Linked DNA regions of Homo sapiens: region 1 is linked to region 2. The links are chromatin contacts, found by Hi-C or POLR2A ChIA-PET in ENCODE. All regions are on one chromosome and are shown on one strand. Each heading gives the region's core, a stretch centred on a gene start or an enhancer-like site at or near the end of the contact. The rest is flanking DNA. Distances are from core to core; before and after follow the strand shown. Region 1 holds the start of PDPR (pyruvate dehydrogenase phosphatase regulatory subunit). Region 2 holds the start of AARS1 (alanyl-tRNA synthetase 1).

Evidence for each region. Hi-C counts contacts between places; a loop is a spot of excess contacts on that map. ChIA-PET counts read pairs that join two places held with the same protein, here RNA polymerase II (POLR2A). Pooled maps may share reads with other maps.
Region 1: a loop to region 2 is called in a map of naive thymus-derived CD4-positive, alpha-beta T cell, with 9 times the contacts of the local background. The contact joins the promoter of PDPR here to the promoter of AARS1 in region 2. A Hi-C loop is called at or near these places in 1 of 168 maps with a recorded cell type or tissue (naive thymus-derived CD4-positive, alpha-beta T cell) and 12 of 50 pooled maps. POLR2A ChIA-PET finds 5 or more read pairs at or near these places in 2 of 52 experiments (H1 and WTC11).

The regions. Positions count from the first base shown.
Region 1 is chr16:70,112,154-70,119,283 of GRCh38, reverse strand. PDPR (pyruvate dehydrogenase phosphatase regulatory subunit) reads right to left here and starts at 4,952. Exons shown (of 19, transcript NM_017990.5): 1 at 4,844-4,952; 2 at 4,354-4,463. RefSeq lists enhancers at 3,476-4,418, 4,939-4,988.
Region 2 is chr16:70,287,784-70,294,356 of GRCh38, reverse strand. It overlaps AARS1 (alanyl-tRNA synthetase 1), which reads left to right and starts at 4,851. Exons shown (of 21, transcript NM_001605.3): 1 at 4,851-4,936. It also overlaps a transcript of DDX19B not described here. RefSeq lists a silencer at 5,506-5,635.

The DNA.
Region 1 (7,130 bases), core at 3,703-6,202, 180 kb after region 2:
GTAGAATTATAAGAAAAACAGAGTTGACTTCCTAGGCTCAAGTGATCCTCCCACCTTGGTCTCCCAAAGTGTTGAGATTACAGGCATGAACCACTGCCCTTGGACAAGGCAGGGTTTTAACAAACTTAATCTATCAGCAAAACAGATGACTGTTCAAGTTTCAAGAAACTGAAGAAGAAAGCACCTACTGGCTGTCCATGCAGTCATGTGTACAGGAGGATGAGGACTTTGAGACGAGAGGCGGTAGACAAGGGGGCCTTAGGGTAGCTCACTGCTAGTCATCTCCTTACCGCCTCCACTGCCAGCCACAGGACCCACAGATGCTCCACAGTCAGCACAAATTGTCCAAGGCCAAGGTATCTATGTCCATCCATCAGAGATGACTCTCAGAATTGCAACCAATGCAAGCACAGACTGTGTCCAGGCAGACATCCCATCCAACTGGAGACAAATTGTCTTGGCCACCTTGTGGTTGCCACCATGCCTCTCATCCCTGGTCCCTGTTAAGCACCATCTCAAAACAGAAGCTTCTCTACCCGGCTAGTCTTTCCATAATCTCATCTCCACGTGACCAATTTATTTCCCGTGGCCCAAGCTCTCTTTGCTTTCCTCTCCTTCAAGCCCCTCTACTGCACCCTCCAGAATACCTTTCCCAAAGGTAAACACCCACCCCTTTGCTGACATTCTCTCTACCCTCTGTCCCAATGGCAACACAGCTCTCCTGGGGAACTGCTGCTGCCAAATGGCCAGCCCCGTCCCATTGACCTCACTGTCAACCTCCTGGCTTCTGACCCGTGACCACTCGGTTATACTTGAAAACTGTCCTGCTCCTTGGTGGCTTAGGCTAGCACATGTTAAGCCACAGGCAGACCTCTGTCTGTATTCAGGTTCAGAGCCCAGCTATTCCTCTCTCAACCTTCAATTTCACCTCCTTTCTTCCCTCATTCTAAGCAGATAACCTGGCTCATCTCATTCCCTGAAACCCTTCCTATAGACCCACTTGCATCTGCAACCATCTCTTCCTTCCTTCTTTTATCCACTGGAAAGTTAATCTCCCCCAAGGGCCCTGGATCCCACTTCCTCCTCTCTTCTCTTGACCCTAGCTCCATCAACTGCTATCTCTCTTTCATGTACCTGCAACGTTTCCCTCCCTTTTTGCTGCTTTTCCTCAGCAATTTTTTTTTTTTTTTTGAGACAGAGTCTCACTCTGTCGCCCAGCTGGGAGTGCAGCGGTGTGATCTCGGCTCACTGCAACCTCTGCATCCCAGGTTCAAGCAATTCTCCTGCCTCGGCCTCCTGAACAGCTGGAACTACAAGCACGCGCCACCACGCCCAGTTACTTTTTGTATTTTTAGTACAGACAGGGTTTCACCATGTTGATTAGGCTGGTCTTGAACTCCTGACCTCAGGTGATCCACTGGCCTTGGCCTCCCAAAGTGCTGGGATTATAGGCGTGAACCACCACACCCACCTTAATGACTTTCTGATGCCCTCAGGAAAAAGGCAAAACTCTTTTCATATCAAGTGCAAGATCCTTCACACTCTGGTTCTTATCTGTGGTCTCATTTCTCCTTTCCTCACACTCTGACCAAACCAGACTGAACAACCTGTAATTCGTCAAACATATCAGGTGAGGCGTGAGTGTTCTATTCGGCTCCAGGTTCTGTGCATGCTGTTCCCTCCTGGCATGGTTCCTGCCACCTCTCCCCCAAATACAGGTAATCTCCTCAGGTCACAGCCTCTTTGACATCTTATTTATTTTTTTTGAGATGGAGTCTCGCTCTGTCGCCCAGGCTGGAGTGCAGTGGTGCGATCTCAGCTCACTGCAAGCTCTGCCTCCTGGGTTGATGCCATTCTCCTGCCTCAGCCTCCTGAGTAGCTGGGACTACAGGCACCCACCACCATGCCTGGCTAATTTTTTTTTTTAATTTTTAGGAGAGACGGGGTTTCACCATGTTAGCCAGGATGGTCTCAATCTCCCGACCTCGTGATCCGCCTGCCTTGGCCTCCCAAAGTGCTGGGATTACAGGCATGAGCCACTGTGACCGGCAAATAATTTTTAAAGCTAATATTTTTATAAGTAGTTACAATGCACCAGATACTGCCTATATATATAACTAATTTAATCCTCACAACCTTATGAGGTAGATACTAGCATTTCTATTCTACACTTGAGGAAACAGGCACAGATAAGTGGAAGTGACTCACCCAAGGTCCTACCAAACTGTTGAGTAGCAGAACCCTGCCAATTTGGCATTAGTGGCCGGCTATTTAATCATGACTCCACGCTACCTTTCAAATAAAAGCAGATGGTAAGGAAAGGACAGCTGTGAGGACTGAACCATTAAGCACATTCCCCTAACAGAGAAAGGGAATTGCAAAGGTGGCAGAACAAACACAGTAACAGATGAGTTTTAAGGTGGAATTAAAAAAAAAACTTTAGGCCGGGCGCCATGTCTCACGCCTGTTATCTCAGCACTTTGGGAGGCCGAGGCGGGTAGATCATTTGAGGTCGGAAGTTGGAGACCAGCCTGGCAAACATGGTGAAACCCCGTCTCTACCAAAGATACAAAAAATTAGCTGGGTGTGGTGGCACGCACCTGTGGTCCCAGGTACTCATGGTGCGGCCACCATTGCATCTTGGGCCTCACTAACCAGTTCCCGTTTGTTGGATTCAATACTCTCTCACCACACAGGCCAATCTTGTGTTTTATTAATTTTTTTAATTTTTTTTTTTTTTTTGTAGAGAGGGGCTCACTATGTTGCCCAGGCTGGTCCTGAACTCCTGAGGTAGGAGGATCGCTTGAGCCTGGGAGACAGAGGTTGCAGTGAGCCGAGATTATGCTACTGCACTCCTGCCTGGGTGACACAGTGAGACTCTGTCTTAAACAAAACAAAACAAAGAAAGGCCAGGCGCAGGGGCTCACACCTGTAATCCTAGCACTTTGGGAGGCCAAGGTGGGTGGATTATTTGAGGTCAGGAGTTTGAGACCAGCCTGATCAGCATGGTGAAACCCCGTCTCTACTAAAAACAGAAAAATTAGCCAGGTGTCGTGGCTTGCACCTGTAGTCCCAGCTACTCAGGAGGCTGAGACAGGAAAATTGCTTCAACCAGGGAGATGGAGGCTGCAGTGGGCAGATTCGCGCCACTGCCTGGGTGACACAGTGAGACTCCATCTCAAAAAAGCCCAGGGTGCTTGGCGCCAAAAAAGGGATCTCTGACCTTGTGTTCATTATGACCTTCAAAAGAGTGAAGTGGTGAGGGCATGAGGGCAGAGGAAAAGAAGGGCTTAAGACAACGAAGGAAAAGAAGGCACCAGAGTCTAGTGCCTTTGCCGCCAAACCTAAACCTATAAGGTTGGCAGCAAAACCAAAGCACAAACTGATAACAAAGGAGGTAAAGCCAGGGGAGAAGAAACTGAAGACGTCAAAGACAGAAATGAAGCACATCATCTGGTTTAAAACAAATGATAGAGTTTTTACAGTTCTGGAAAATGACCGTATAATATTCTCTGCTAAGAAGAATAACTTCTGCTAAACAACCATAAGACTGCAGCTGGCTCTACTCAGATCTGCTTATTCCAACAAGACCAAGGTGCTAGTTCTAACTTCGAGTTGTCCCTCTGTATGGCTGCAGCGTTGCGCACAGTGGACTGCCGGTCACAAGGAAGACTGGATGAGCGTGGGTTCACACAACATTTCCCACACTTGCCTCAGCAAAAGAACCACCTGGGACACTTGTTTAAAAATGACAGATTCCCACGGTCCACCTCGGCAGATTCTGATCCTGCCACTCCAGGGAGCTGTATTTTTCAACAAGTACACCAGGTGATCACGCAAGTTTAAGAAATTAACACAAGTTGGCCGAGCGCAGTGGCTCACGCCTGTAATCCCAGCACTTTGGGAGGCTGAGGCGGGAGAATCACGAGGTCAGGAGTTCGAGACCAGCCTGGCCAACATAGTGAAACCCCGTCTCTACTAAAAACACAAAAATTAGCCGGGCGTGGTGGCGCACACCTGTATTCCCAGCTACTTGGGAGGCTGAGGCAGGAGAATTGCTTGAACCCAGGAGGCAGAGGTTGCAGTGAGCCGAGATCGCGCCACTGCACTCCCGCCTGGGCGACAGAGTGAAACTCTGTCTCGGAAAAAAGAAAAAAAAAGAAAAAAGAAATTAACACAAGTCCCTGCCACTGGAAAAGCTTATCCGTCAGGCTGGCTCCTCCTCCACCACCAGACCCCATCCCGGTACATCACGTTTACATGCATGCGGAAAATGGGCTTGGAGATTCTTGATTCAAATCCGAGGTATCACACATCGGCCCCCAAAGGTCAAACATTAAGAAGGAAGCTTACTGCCCTGTCCCAGATTTTTCTAGGTGACTTCTTCCTCCGGACTCTGCAGCAGTCTTTAGTTCTAAAAGCACAAGCGGACCGCACGTCTCAACGCGGGAAAACAGTTCCATCTGCAGGGATGGAGGACCGGGCTAGACAAGCTGGAGTTGGCTCTGCGCCGCAGGGGTGTGCAAGCCCGAGACGGGGGAGCCCGAGGTCACCCCGGCCGCCCTGGCATCGGGGCTGAAGTGCAGGCTCCTGGAGGAGCGGTGCGCACGCCCAGGGGTAGCCGAGAACACAAGCCAAGGCACGAGCGGACAACCTTACGGGGACGAGTACTGGCGCCCGGACGCGACTTCGCGAGAGGCCAGGCGGAACCCACTGGAAGCGTGAGCTAGCGGGGACCACCCCCGGGCGAAACCAAAGGAGAAAGAGGGGAACCCAGGGGTCCCGGGGCGCTTAGGCCCGCGCGGACGGGGAGGCCAGAGTTGCCCCGAAGCTATCTCCTTACCTCACCGGTCCCCACGGGCTCCGCGCTCAGCTACAGCCCGGCGGGAGCAATGCGGCAGCCACAACAGTTGCCTGGGGTCGCCGCGGGCCGGAAAGCGGGGTTCGGGGATGGGAAGGGGGCGGGGCGAAGCGAGCAAAAAGTTCCGGGGAAGCCGAGACCGCGACCTTCCGCGCTTTACGGCCCCCGGGCAAGGGTACTGCCGGCGCGTGACCTCAGCAGCGCACGAGCGCGCCGTGACGCCTTCGCGGAGCCCCGCCCCTGCCACGTGGGCTTGTTTGGGTCTCGCGAGGCACCGCCCCCGCGGCCTCTTTGCCACCCTCAGAGGCGAGCTGTGGAAGCCTTGACTCTTAGGGCCGTTTTAGAACCGGGGCCTCGGACCGGCGGGGTTTCTGCACGTGGAACCGGAACATCTGAGATGATCGCAGGCCCTGTGGAGTGTGGGGAGCGCGGGAGTTCTTTCTTCCCTCGAGGCCCGTGCCAGGGCTTACTCCAAAGCCAGTGGGTCCCCAGTCCTAAGCCAAGCAGTCCCGGGGGAAAACGCTTCTCATCGCCGTGGGAGCGCGGATCTTGGAAGTGGCTCTGGGCTTTCTTGGGCGAGGCTCTCACAGAGTAGATCGGAAATCCATTCTGCTGGCCCGCCCCACCTCGGAGGACGGACTAACGGACCTGAGTTCCCGGCCCTATCTTACTCTTCTCAGCTTCTCAGCTTGGCTCAGCTCAGAGGAAGAGGAATCACTGAAGTCTCAGAGAAGTCTCCACTCATCCCTTCCTCACTGTCACATCAGCCTTTTCTTTCCTTCTAGAACTCATCACTGACTCAAGGATATAAGTTTGATGACTGTCTTTTCCACTGGTGTGACACGATCTCTGTCGACAGAACCTTAGTCTTATGCATAGCTTTATTCTCAGCACCCAGAACAGTGCCTGGCACCTCTTCCACTGAATATTATATGCATAAGGGTCTCATGCTGCAGCCACCATTGCATCTTGGGCCACACTATCCAGTTCCCGTTTGTTGGATTCAATACTGTCTCACCACACAAACCAATCTTGTGTTTTATTAATTTAAAAAAAATTTTTTTTTTGTAGAGATAGGCTCACTATGTTGCCTAGGCTGGGCCTGAACTCCTGGCCTCAAGTGATCCTTCCATCTCAGCCTCCCAAAGTCCTGGGATTACAGGCGTGAGCCACTGTGCCTGCCCCAATCTTGTGTTTTATTGCTGGCCACCTGTAGCCAGGCACTGTGCAGGATGATGGGATCCAGCAATGTACAAGAAAGAGGCGGTTTCTGCTCTTAGGGAGTGGCAGTCAAGTTCCAGGGACCCCTCTGTCACAAGGCCAGGCCACAGCCTACATAGTTTATACCCCATTTACTGGCCAGTCAAATCACACAAAGACAGCCCAGATGAGGTCTGCCAGACAGTGGACTGAAACTATGCCATAGGCTCCTGTGCTAGATAAATACTTCCATATTTTAGCTAGGATTGAATGCTTGGGGACACCTACCTGTCTAAAAAAAGAGAAAACGGCTGACCAATTTGAGACATTCTCGGGGAAGGCTTTCCTGATGCCCAGATGTGGCGATTTCATGAAAAATATCACAGGTTTTCCTCATGAACCATTTGGTTCAAGCCATTTCCAGGCACATGAATTTGGGAGAAACCTGGTTGTCTGCAGGAGATGGTGGATGAAATCAAGTGAAATACTTAATGTGTTGATTTCATTCTGTTTACGTGCAGTAAATAGCAAACAAATGGTGTAGATCTGTCCCTGATTTCCTTCTCCATCACCATGATCGGCCTCCACTCCAAAATGCTAAGTCAGGCTGGGTGCGGTGGCTCATGCCTGTAATGCCAGCACTTTGGGAGGCCAAGGCAGTTGGATCACGTGAGGTCAGAAGTTCGAGACCAGCCTGATCAATATGGTGAAACCCCATCTCTACTAAAAAATACAAAAATTAGCTGGGCGTGGTGGCACATGCCTGTAATCCCAGCTACTTTGGGAGGCTGGGACAGGAGAATTGCTTAAACCCAGGAGGCGGAGGTTGCAGTGAGCCAAGATTGTGTCACTGCACTCTAGCCTAGGCGACAGAGCGAGACTGTCTCAAAAAAAAAAAAAAAAGGGAAGTAAGTCCTAAGGCCCCTTTCATTGTCAAAGATGGGTCTTGTCCTTAGTAGGTTCTCATAACCACTGATGCACTATTTTTTCTAGGGGATTGAGTGTTTTTATTTTATTATTATTTTTTAGATGGAGGCTCACTCTGTTGCCCAGGCTGGAGTGCAATGGT
Region 2 (6,573 bases), core at 3,602-6,101:
GTAATCCCAGCACTTTGGGAGGCCGAGGCGGGTGGATCACGAGGTCAGGAGATCGAGGCCATTCTGGCTAACACTGTGAAACCCCGTCTCTACTAAAAATACAAAAAATTAGCTGGGCGTGGTAGCGGGCGCCTGTAGTCCCAGCTACTCGCAAGGCTGAGGCAGGAGAATGGCGTGAACCCGGGAGGCGGAGCTTGCAGTGTGCAGAGATCGCGCCACTGCACTCCAGCCTGGGCGACAGAGTGAGACTCCGTCTCAAAAAAAAAAAAAAAAAAAAAAAAAAATTCAGGCTCTCAGGCCCTACCCCAGACCTATTCAATTTAGCAATATTTTAAGATCCTAGGTGATTCCTTTAGCGTTTTATGGTCTGAAAAGTACATTAGACAAAAAAATTATAATATGCTCAATTGAAATATTCCTTTAGAGGTTCTTAAAAATTCAGCCTTGGCCGGGCGCGGTGGCTCACGCCTGTAATCCCAGCACTTTGGGAGGCCGAGGCGGGTGGATCATGAGGTCAGGAGATCGAGACCATCCTGGCTAACAAGGTGAAACCCCGTCTCTACTAAAAATACAAAAAATTAGCCGGGCACGGTGGCGGGCGCCTGTAGTCCCAGCTACTCGGGAGGCTGAGGCAGGAGAATGGCGTGAACCCAGGAAGCGGAGCTTGCAGTGAGCCGAGATTGCGCCACTGCAGTCCGCAGTCCGGCCTGGGCGACAGAGCGAGACTCCGTCTCAAAAAAAAAAAAAAAAAAAAAAAAATTCAGCCATCCCCATTTGACTTAGTACCAAATAAGCCAGCATTGTAAACCCATTTTATAGATGCTAAAAGTAGCTAAGATGCCATGGGAGAGTTAAGAGTCTAGCGCTACATCCTTCCAAAGCTATGTTAGTTTTTTTTTTTTTCCACTTGTTTCCATTTCTTTCTTTTTTTTTTCAATTGAGACACTGTCTCATTCTGCCACCCAGGCTGGAGTGCAGTGGCACGATCATGGCTTACTGCATCCTTTACTTCCCTGTCTCAAGCTATCCTCCCACCTCAGCCTCCTGAATAGCTGGGACTACAGATGCATGCCACCATGCCCAGCTAATTTTTGTATTTTTTTGTAGAGGTTGAGTTTTGTCATGTTGCTCAGGCTAGTCTCAAACTCCTGGGCTCAAGCCATCCACCCACCTCAGAATCCCAAAGTATGGTGATTAAAGGTATACGCCATCACGCCGGCCTGTTTCTGTTTGTTGTTTTTATTATTTTTTAAATTTAATTTAATTTAATTTTTTTGAGACAGAGTTTCCCTCTTGTCTCCCAGGCTGGAGTGCAGTGGCACAATCTTGAGTCACTGCAGCCTCTGCCTCAGCCTTCTGAGTAGCTGGGATTACAGGTGGCCGCCACCACACCCAGATAATTTTAGTATTTTTAGTAGAGATGGGGTTTCACCAGGTTGACCAGGCTGATTTTGAACTCCCAACCTCAGGTGATCTGCCCGCCTCGGCCTCCCAAAGTGTTGGGATTACAGGCATGAGCCACTGTGCCTGGCCTGTTGTTTCACTCTGCGGCCCAGGCTGGAGGGTAGTGGGGCAATCACAGCTGTTGTACTATTTCAGTTCTTTGGTTATCTTTCTCATGCCCCAAGATGGAGTTCAACAAATGTTCTACTGGAGAGCAAGCCATGTGCATATCGCTCACTCCCACCTACAGGCCTATTTGCTTAGCCTAGAGTAAATCAAGAACTTGCCAGTAGTTTCCTAAAATACATAATTTGCACATTGCATTAAGATAGCATTCTTTCTAGCATGTAGTTGACATCTACAAGAGAAAAATATCACAGAAAAATATCATTAGATAATTATATTAGAATGAGACTTTTGGGCCTCAATTACAATTTCTTTCTTTTTTTTGTTTTAAGAGACAAGGGGGCCGGACGCGATGGCTCACGCCTGAAATCCCAACACTTTGGGAGGCCAAGGCAGGCGAATCACCTGAGGTCGGGAGTTCAAGACCAGCCTGGCCAACATGGCGAAACCCTCATCTCTACTAGAAATAGAAGAAAAAAAAATAACTGGGCGTGGTGGTGGCGCCTGTAATCTCAGCTACTCGGGAGGCTGAGCCAGGAGGCAGATGTTGACATGAGCCGAGATCATGCCATTGCACTCCAGCCTGGGCAACAAGAGTGAAACTCTGCCTCAAAAAAAGGAAAAAAAAAGAGAGAGAGACAAGGGTCTTGCTTTGTTGCCCAGGCTGGAGTGCAGTCGCGAGATCTCAGCTCACTGAAGCCTTCAGCTTCTGGGCTCCAAGTGATTCTCCTTCCTCAGCCTCTTGAGCAGCTGGGACTACAGGCGAATGCCACCACGCCTAGCTAATTAAAAAGAATTTTTTTTTTTTAACAGAGTCTCACTATGTTGCCTAGGCTGGTTTCAAACACTTGGGCTCCATTGATCCTCCTGCCTTGGCCTCCCAAAGTGTTGGGATTACAGGTGTGAGTCTCTGTGCTGGCCTACAATCTCTCTTAATGGGTGAATAAAAAATTCTTATTTATTTATTTATTTATTTTGAGACAAAGTCTCGCTCTGCGGCCCAGGCTGGAGTGCAGTGGCCTGATCTCGGCTCACTGCTAGCTCCGCCTCCCGGGTTCACGCCATTCTCCTGCCTCAGCCTCCAGAGTAGCTGGGACTACAGGCGCCCGCCACCACGCCCGGCTACTTTTTTTGTATTTTTTAGTAGAGACGGGGTTTCGTCGTGTTAGCCAGGATGGTCTCAATCTCCTGACCTCATGATCTGCCTGCCTAGGCCTCCCAAAAGTGCTGGGATTACAGGCATGAGTCACCACGCTAGGCCAAAAAATTATTTTAATCTGTTTATAATTATTTTATTAATGAAGGTACTATCCTAGTAACAACTCTGGCAGCAGAACTAAATTATTGAGATTACAACCTGTATTATTTTATTCTGAAAGTACAATTCATACATACCTTTTGGCTTTCTATTTTAAGTGTGGTGGCTTAGAAGTCTGACTCATTTCCCAGATTGTTTAAGCTAAATATATGTTATTTAGGGCACTGTGGATCAGAATAAACACTTGTGTCTCCTGGTTTTGCCCTCAGCTGTGTTACTTAACCTCTCTCTCTGCCTTATTTTACTCTGTTAAAAGCAGATAGTAGTAGTAACTCATGATAAGGTTGTGAGGATTAAAAGCTTAGATTGGTGCCTGCTGTATACTAAGTGCTCAATAAATGGTAGGTTTGATGATTACTATTTGTGAGCAGCTATGAAGTGGGAAAGTAAATCAAATGATTTATGTTTTTACTGGCTTTTGGGCTTGACCTTCTTTTTGTGTAGGATGCTCTTTTTGCATAAAAAGTAGTATTTTTCTGTATTGTCTGTAACTTGAGTTATGACCAGCAGCACAATTTATTACCCGTGTATTTGGATATATCAGATGATGGAGGTAATAGTGCAGTGGTTAAGAGCATGGGCTTTGGAGTTAAATAGACACAGGTTTGGATCCTGTCTCCACAACTTACTATTGGGTGTGAACTTGTGCAAGGTAATTTCCTCATTTGTAAAAAGGGGACTCCAGCTGACCTCATACACAGTTTAAAAATCAAATGAAATAAGCATGTGAAATGTTTGATGCAATGCCTCACGTATAAATACATACATATTTTTCAGACAGGGCCTCGCTCTGTCGCCCAAGGAATGCAGTGTCACGATCAGGGCTCACTGCAGCCTCAACTTCCTAGGCTCAAGTGATCCTCCCACTTCAACCTCCCAAGTAGCTGGGACTACAAGCATGCGCCACTATGCCTGGCTAATTTTTATTTTTTATTTTTTTTTTTGAGACGGAGTCTTGCTCCGTAGCCAGGCTGGAGTGCAGTGGCGCCATCTCGGCTCACCGCAACTTCCGCCTCCCGAGGTCAAGGGATTCCCTTGCCTCAGCCTCCCGAGTGGCTGGGACTACAGATGCGCGCCCGGCTAATTTTGTGTTTTTAGTAGAGACGGGGTTTCACCATGTTGGCCAGGATGCTCTCGGTCTCCTGACCTCGTCATCCGTTGGCCTCAGCCTCCCAAAGTGCTAGGATTACAGGTGTGGGCCACCGCGCCCGGCCTTTTAAAAAATTTTTCGTAGAGACAGGGTCTAGTTATGTTGACCAGGCTGGTCTCCAACTCCTGGGTTCAGGTGATCTTCCCACCTTGGCCTCCCAAAGTGTTGCAATTATAGGCGTGAGCCACCGCACCTGGCATGTATATATGTATATGTATATATATATATTCACCCTCCTCCCCCAGGCCTATAAATATTAACTTTTTTTTTTCCAAAGGCAAATCGAGGACCAGATGCTGATCCAATCGTACCTGAACTACTGATGTTATTTCTTCCACACCAAATTCAAGGTCTCCCCCGGACAAGTGTAACCATGGGCACAATGTCAGACTCTTTGAGGGCTGTGTATCACTCAGCAACTAAAATAAACAACTATAGCAAGATATGTAACCTCTACCAAACACGTTACCGTCTCCCCTTTTTAACTATGTCAATTGTGGTGTTAGGACTTTGCCTATGGAAACCAAAATGTCGACCTCCGGGAGCCGGGGGCGGGGGGGGGCGGGGGGGGCGGGGGGGGGTCTAACTCGATCATGTGACGCACCCCATCCCACCTTTTCTCGCAGTTGCATCAGCCAAGTTAGAGCCGCCTTCCCAGGAATCCACTAATGAACGGATTCGTCCTCAGTTTGACTGGCATGTTGGTTGACCAATAATATCTCATGAGGTAAGGCGCGGCGGGGCACTTTCCGTCGGCGCGCTCTGATTGGACGGAGCGTGGCGGGTTGTGGTAGGTCGTGGTCTGAGGCCGGTACAGCTGCGCGTCTGCGGGAATAGGTGCAGCGGGCCCTTGGCGGGGGACTCTGAGGGAGGAGCTGGGGACGGCGACCCTAGGAGAGGTAGGCCGCCCTCGGAGAGCTCTGCGGTGCTAGGAGAGCGGCTGGGCCCGCAGACTGGGGGGAAAGCTCCGCAGCCGCAGTGGGCCCCAGGATCAGGCCCCGCGTGGCCTGGAGAAGCCCAGTCTGGGCTGGAGCGGGAGCTGGACAGTGTGGCCTTGCGTTCGCCCCCGGGAGCGCTGCGAGTGTCGCGGCCTCGGGTGGATTTGCTGAGCACCAATACCTCACGGTTGCCAACCTGGGGTTTTAGCTCCCTTGGTTTTAATCCCCTAGGGGCGGGTGGGGGCACGGGAGGAAGGATGGGCCAGCTGGGTGCAATCCTGCTGTAAGCCAGCCATTCCTTGATTTCTTAAAATTAACTAAACAGCTGATGCCGGTCCAGGCGCACCGAGACCGTCATCTTAAGCTGTTCTGTAAAACAGTTTGTATTTCTCGGTGTGCTTTGAAGCATGTGAGTTAATTCCGAACTTGGTGTTAAAGGATTAGTATACCTGATCACGAAATACGTATTTAGCAGCCACTGTACTAGATGCTGAGGATGTGCTGTAATAGCCCAGGGCCAGGCGCGGAGGCTCACGCCTGTAATCCCAGCGCTTTGGGAGGTCGAGGCGGGCGGATCACCTGAGGTCAGGGGTTCGAGACTAGCCTGGCCAACATGGTGAAACCCCGTCTTTACTAAAAATACAAAAATTAGCCGAGCGTGGCGGCGCGCGCCTGTACTCTCAGCCACTCCGGAGGCTGAGGCATGAGAATCGCTTGAACCCGGCAGGCGGAGGTTGCAGTGAGCTGAGATCACACCATTGCACTCCAGCCTGGGTGACAGAGGGAGACTCCGTTTCAAAAAAAAAAAAAAAAAAAGAGCCCAGAACAGTCGTTGCTGCTGGGATGGAACTGACAGCCTGATGGGGGAGGCGCACATTAAACAATCCATGAAGCGCGTATGGAAATTATGAAGGGAAACACTTGAGGCTGTGAGACAGTAAAAGAGGGGGAGCCTTATCAAGAAGGGGAAGGCGGCCGGGCGCGGTGGCTCACGCCTGTAATCCCAGCACTTGGGGAGGCCGAGGTGGGCAGATCACGAGGTCAGGAGATTGAGACCATCCTGGCTAACACGGTGAAACCCCATCTCTACCAAATATACAAAAATAGCCGGGCGTGGTGACTGGCGCCCGTAGTCCCAGTAGTCCCAGCTACTCGGGAGGCTGAGGCAGGAGAATGGCGTGAACCCGGGAGGCGGAGCTTGCAGTGAGCTGAGATCGCGCCACTGCACTCCAGCCTGCGCAACAGAGCGAGACTCCGTCTCAAAAAAAAAAAAAAAAAAAAAAGAAGAAGGGGAAGGCTGTCTTAAATAAGTGTCTTGGCCGGGCGCGGTAGCTCACCCCTGTAATCCCAGCACTTTGGGAGGCCGAGGCGGGCAGATCGCCTGAGGTCAGGAGGTCGAGACCAGCCTGACCAACATGGAGAAACCCCGTCTCTACTAAAAATACAAAATTAGCTAGGTGTGGTGGCACATGCCTGTATTCCCAGCTACTCAGGAGGCTGAGGCAGGAGAATCGCTTGAAGCCGGGAGGTGGAGATTGCGGTGAGCCGAGGTTGCGCACCATTGCACTCCAGCCTGGGCTACAAGAGCGAAACACCGT